Linked DNA regions of Homo sapiens: region 2 is linked to region 1. A link is a loop called in an ENCODE intact Hi-C map of the cell type or tissue named here. Cell type or tissue: Caco-2. All regions are shown on one strand. Each heading gives the region's core, and the rest is flanking DNA. Links, peaks and the distances in the headings are about the cores only.

Evidence for each region. Hi-C counts contacts between places; a loop is a spot of excess contacts. Peaks named below come from ENCODE experiments on the same cell type or tissue, not always from the same donor. Only the 100,000 strongest peaks of a DNase experiment are listed, where the experiment ranks them.
Region 2: a loop joins it to region 1, with 5 times the contacts of the local background. A loop is called at or near these places in 1 of 110 quality-filtered maps.

What each region holds. Positions count from the first base shown.
Region 1 is chr7:96,173,655-96,176,581 of GRCh38, forward strand. The region is part of intron 11 of SLC25A13 (solute carrier family 25 member 13); the gene reads right to left. Among named protein-coding and RNA genes, the nearest start is that of MIR591, 45 kb to the right of the region's middle. In Caco-2, for the core only: no CTCF peak of the experiment used is centred there; a DNase peak (open chromatin) is centred at 1,427.
Region 2 is chr7:96,247,426-96,250,352 of GRCh38, forward strand. The region is part of intron 3 of SLC25A13 (solute carrier family 25 member 13); the gene reads right to left. Among named protein-coding and RNA genes, the nearest start is that of MIR591, 29 kb to the left of the region's middle. RefSeq lists an enhancer at 1-1,364. In Caco-2, for the core only: no CTCF peak of the experiment used is centred there; no DNase peak of the experiment used is centred there.

The sequences.
Region 1 (2,927 bases), core at 270-2,769:
TCCTCCTGCCTAGGCTTTCCAAAATGTTGGGATTGCAGGTGTGAGCCATCTCACCTGTCCTGAGTTTGCAGCCCTTCACTAAGCAACTATAACATCTAAGCCTGCTTCATCCCCAGGGCCACAGCTGACTGGACAATGTAAAACACCTAAAAGACACGCAAATCAAGAGTTCAGCAACCTGAGCCTGCTACCAAAAATAGAGCTGGCCAATTAGGATGCCTTCTCCAGGAGGATGACTGACAGTCTTTAGAGAAGAGGGGACAAGTTAGCACAGAAGCAACAAGATGAAAAGATGTCATGGGTGGAGCAAGGAAAGCAGCCAATTGGAAGTCACGTGTGTGCTAATATCACAAGGAAGCAGAAACCATGAATAAGCAGAGGAAGTGCATTGGTGGACAGATGAGAATGTGGAGCAAAAGGAATAGAGATTAAAAAGAGAATGCACATAGCCCATGAAAGGCACACAGGTGGGAGCGCCTGTCCCCATCACCTTTGGGTCCCACTGAGGCCAGCCTCCAGTGCAGCTCCTGCTCTTGGATCTGAGATTTCTACCTTCTTTCTCTCTTGTGTGAATGTTTATCAAAAGCCCCCCTAAGCTCTTGCTAGCTTGAGTGGGGCTGTGCTCTTTAGAATTTAAATGAGCTGAGGCAGCATATGAGAAAAAACGGGAATATGCAACCATTTGGGCAAAGCAAGCATTCTTATCCAAAGCAAGCATTCTCTCCTAAACTATACTCATGACACTCACTCACTGATCTTTCAGTAAGATATCTATAATAGGAGAAGGCTTGGTTATTACCTAATAAAAGTACAACATTAATTTCTACTAGTAATATGTGGGCATACGCCTGTTTAAACTACCTCTTCACAATTGAAATTTTCATCTTTCTCCCTGTATTCACATCAAGTAACAAAATGCTTAGTTAAACATTTACTTGCTAGATGTATTTTTCTCATCATTAAATTGTAGACCAAAATTGTGGATGGGTTGAAAGCACTGTGATTTAAATGATGAACTCTTGTCTCCATAACTATCCTGTGACAGTCTTTTTAAATGACTAATAAAAAAACAGGCCACAGAGCCTAATGACTACTGTGTTAGATACAATCACTTCAGCCAGCCTTTCAAACTACTGAAATTTATCCTTCTCACCATAAATTTAGTAATGCATTGTGAACGGCAAAAAACAGAAGGGAAAACCCCGTATTTAAGACTACAAAGAAGGCAACAAGTAGCTATTTGTTCAGCAAACATTTACCAAATGCCTTCTCTGTCTGCCTGGTACTGAGAGGAACTGGGATGAACACAGTGAGACTGGTGCCTCCCCGCTAAGAAGCTCAGAGTTTAGAGGGAAAGGGAACGCTAGTTGTCTCCACCTGCCAGATGGGGGACAAACCACCTAACAACAGCAGGTGCTGCATACCAGACCCCAGGGGCATCACAGGACTATGAGAACCCAGTGGAGAGAACCAGTTCTTCTGCCTGCAGGAGGGGAAAAAACATCAAAGAAGAGGAGATATTTGCCCTGGGACTTCAAGGGTGAGCAGAGGTTCCCCGGAAAGATGAGACAATGAGCAGAATGGAGGGCAAGGTGACCCAGGCAGAGGAAACAGTTGGTGTGCAAAGGCACCAACATCTTAAGGCTATGGCATGGAGTCAGGGCACTGGAGGCTGTGCTTGGATCACAGAAGACCAGATAATAAATAACAATATTATTAATAGTAGTGATAATGACAACAGCCAATATTTGGGGAGCACTCGCTATATCCACATACTACAGTACTGTGTGTTTTATGTGAATGAACACATTTAATCCACACAATACCTTACTTAAACAGTGGCTTTTGTTTTATCCACAGCAACTGAAGAAGAAACTGAGGCCGACTTTAAGGGAGCTGCCCATGGTGGCTCAGCTGTTTGATGGGGGAACGGGGTTCCACCCAGGCTGTCCGACTCCAGCCTGTGCTCTTACCTGGTACGCTGCACAACTTCTCTCCCAGGCCCACTAAGGAGCATGCACCAAATTCTGTAGATGCATGGGGTGGCTTTTAGGGTAAAAAGTAAAGTTCAAAAAGTAAAAAGTTCTAGAGGCAGGTGAAGGATAGTTTGCAAGAGCAGAGACCTGAGGAAGCTAGAGAAACTAGGAGTTTAAGGTAATATATTAGAGGCCCCGAGCTTCCTTATATTAAATGATTAACTTCAACTTAGAATAAAACCAAAGCACAAATCCATTCCTAAGACCTAGGCCAGATGCTGCCACTCACGGAAGTTGTTGATAAGAACCATTCTTGTAGTGACTACCTTGTCTGGTTAAACAGGAAAATGAAGGTGACTGGATTATAATCTGAGGCCCACTACAGATGTGGGCCTTGAAAACATGAGTCTTGGGTAAATGGTCTTTGTAAGAAGGTCATGATCTGTGAAACAATGAAAAGTCAAAGAGGTGGGAATTCCAAACTCCCTCCTTGTACCTTGACCTCAGAGGGAGGAGAGGTAGCACAGCCCAGTAATGCCTAAAGCAGAGAGTCTAGGTGAGGCACTTCATCACAACCACAATTAAGTCTAAAGTGCATATATATCTGACATCTGGGTAATTCAGCAGAAAAATCAGGTTTCTAATATAAGATGTTTCTGTTGGGTCCTGGAAATTCACTTTAACCATTTGAAACAGAGAATGGATGTGTGTGTTGTTTCTAACTTGTCAAAACAGCAGTCCATTTTCCAACTGCCTCAAAAGAAATTTATTAGTGTGGTTAGTTTTCCAATCTTCTCCTTTTAGTTCAGCTCCATCAGCACATATGGCAATGCTTCCTTGGCAACTCGACTCTACCAGAAGGCTGCTAATGCGAGAAAAGATTTACAGGGTACAGTATTAATGTAGTATTTTGTCTTCACATTTCATGGGTTGGAGATATAAATCACACTA
Region 2 (2,927 bases), core at 178-2,677, 74 kb after region 1:
TCAGACCAAGTTTCAGAATAACATTTCATAATATTATGGTCATAATATTCAATGTAAGCAAAGAAAGATTAGGCTTTAAAATGTACTCGATCCTATAAAATAATTCCATCAATTGTATCTCAGATGAAAGATTATTGTACCCTCTTTAATAAGGACTAGGGAGAATGCACTCAAATTCGGCAACAAAATGAACTTAAAGAATAAGGTGCTTAAAAATCAAGGTATATAGGAATAAATACAAAGTATGGGATCCATTGTGCATTATCTAAAATTTTTTTACAGCTTTATTGACATATAATTGACAAAAATTGTATACATTTAAAGTGTACAATGTGTTATTTTTATATACATATACATTGAAAAATGATTATCACAATCAAGCTAATTAACACATGCACCACATAGTTGTCTCATATAGTTAAAATATTTTAAATGTTCAAAATTTAATGAAGTACTATATGGTTTAGATGTGGCAATATATAGTTTATACAGGGTGTTCTAGAGCAATGTCTGCATTGAGAGTAGCAGCTGGGAAAAAAAAAAAAAAAAGAAAGAGTAGCCGCTGTCTCAAATACTCTCCATCAGCCTACACCACCCCAAACAAGCATCCACATCTAAGAAAAACAATGTGCTTTTTCTACAGTCTCAACAGTCCTAATCCTATTACCACTCCCAAACCAAGGAATTATGATGTTTCTGAGATACATCATAATTTCAGATGAACCTAAATTCAGCCTATAAGCAATCACAGCTTTTCCTCTATCATCCACATTACAAAGGGGCTCCAAATTGTCAATGTTAATTTTAAAGGACACATATAAAAAGAAAATGAATCATCAAATGGCACTACTACCCGAATTTATTTTCTTACCACTCCTAGTATAGGAGAAGGGTAGATTCTAAAATCCTGGCAGCAAGGGCAGGGGGACTCATAGAAGTTCAGGGGCAGCATCAAAGCTGTCCACAGTCAACTTAGAATAACAAAAGAGAGAGGGTGGCCAAGAATAAATGAGTTCTTCTTGGTTATGGGGAATGAGATTCCAGATACTACTACGATGATGAAGTGGAATTTTTTTTCTTTTTCTTGCACCTGTTTCCTAATGCAAAATAAGAAAGAAACAGCCACACAAAATGGTGCAACTTGGACTTAGGTACCATGCTCCTACCTCCACTGCTCCAAAAATATTCATCTGTTTGCAAAAGTAAATAGAACCTCAATCACGAGTTCAGTCTGGGGGCTGGGAAGTAGTTAGCAGGAAAAAAATTATTTGGTTTTAATTGTATATTCCATTTTGGTTTCAGCACTCTGTTTTGAATGAATGTTTCTATGAGGCAAATTATAAGAAACAAATTGACAGCAAGGATAAATAAATCTTTAAGCAAAATATTTTCAAGATATACTGCTATCAGGAGAAATTAAATTGCATCTCTGACACCTCCATGACAATTCACATTCTGAATGATTAAGACATTCTACAATTTCAAATAAAATTTTAAGAAATTAAAACTAAATTGTATAAACGGTAGTGACTGGGAAAAGTAGCCTAATACCTTATGAAATGTTACAAATAAGAATTAAAATAAAAAGTGATTTCTAAAGCTGGGCACAATTGCACGTGCCTCTGTTCTCAGCTGCTCGGAAGGCTAACGTGGGAGGGTCGCTTGAGCCCAGGAGTTTGAGACCAGCCTGGGCAACGGAGTGAGCTCTCATGTCCATTTTTTGTAAAAAAGACAAAAAGTAATTTCTGCTTACAATATGCTGATTAAGTAGCATTTCTAGATTTTACTCCAAATCCACAGTAAACAGAATACTACTATTCCCACCTCTATTCCCAATACAGATTAAAATTTTACTACATGAACATAATTTGCTTGCTTAAAAACTGGCGCAAGATCTGGTAAAGAAAAAGACATACACATCTTTCATATTTAGTCATGTTTTGTTATACAAATAGCCACACCAAAATACAATGAATTCACCTATTAACACAGGCCACCTGTGAATATAGATTTTCTGAAAATAACCAAAGGAGTTTATTATGACTGTTTGAGCCCATTCTATTTAGGTTCATATTTTATTTTGCTCATGGAAGAACCTATATAAATGCTGAAAAGCAGTTAAGAAAAATTTTCTGTCCCAATTGATCTGGCATGTTTCCCCATTCTATGCCATCCTATCTCTGCACTTCTTACCAAGTTCTATGTCTAAAGGTCTCCTAACAATTTCAAGCTTTTTTAAAACGCAGGCCATTACAACACAGAACAGTAATTGTAAAAGATCATCAAAATTAGAAACTGTTGGGAGTACTTTATATTTTTGCAAGAGGAAATTAAGCTACACAACTTTTGAGACTCTCTTGCATTTTCTTGGTATAAGTATTGCAGAAAAGCAACATCAATATTTTAATGCTTTTTCCTTCAGAAATTGGTTACTGTTTTATTTCTTAACTTAGCAAAAAAAAAAAAAAAAACTCTAGGCCAGGCATGGTGGCTCACGCCTGTAATCCCAGCACCTTGGGAGGCTAAGGCGGGCGGATCATCTGAGATCAGGAGTTCGAGACTAACCTAGCCAACATGGTGAACCCCATCTCTACCAAAAATATAAAAATTAGCCAGGTGTGGTGACACACGCCTGTGATCCCAGCTAATCAGGAGGCTGAGTGAGGCAGGAGAATTGTTTGAACCCAGGAGGCGGAGGTTGCAGTGAGCTGAGATCACACCACTGCACTCCAGCCTGGGTGATAAAGTGAGACTCTGTCTCAAAAAAAGAAAAAAAACTCTAGAAGAAAGTACTGAATCAGAAAATCATAAGGCAAGAGAAGGTGGGTTTCAATATGAATTACATGTTCAGCTAAATCCTTAGGGGCTTTCAGGGTTTTGCCCAAGTAGATGCAATATCCTCAGTGAATCTAAAAAGTTATATTCTA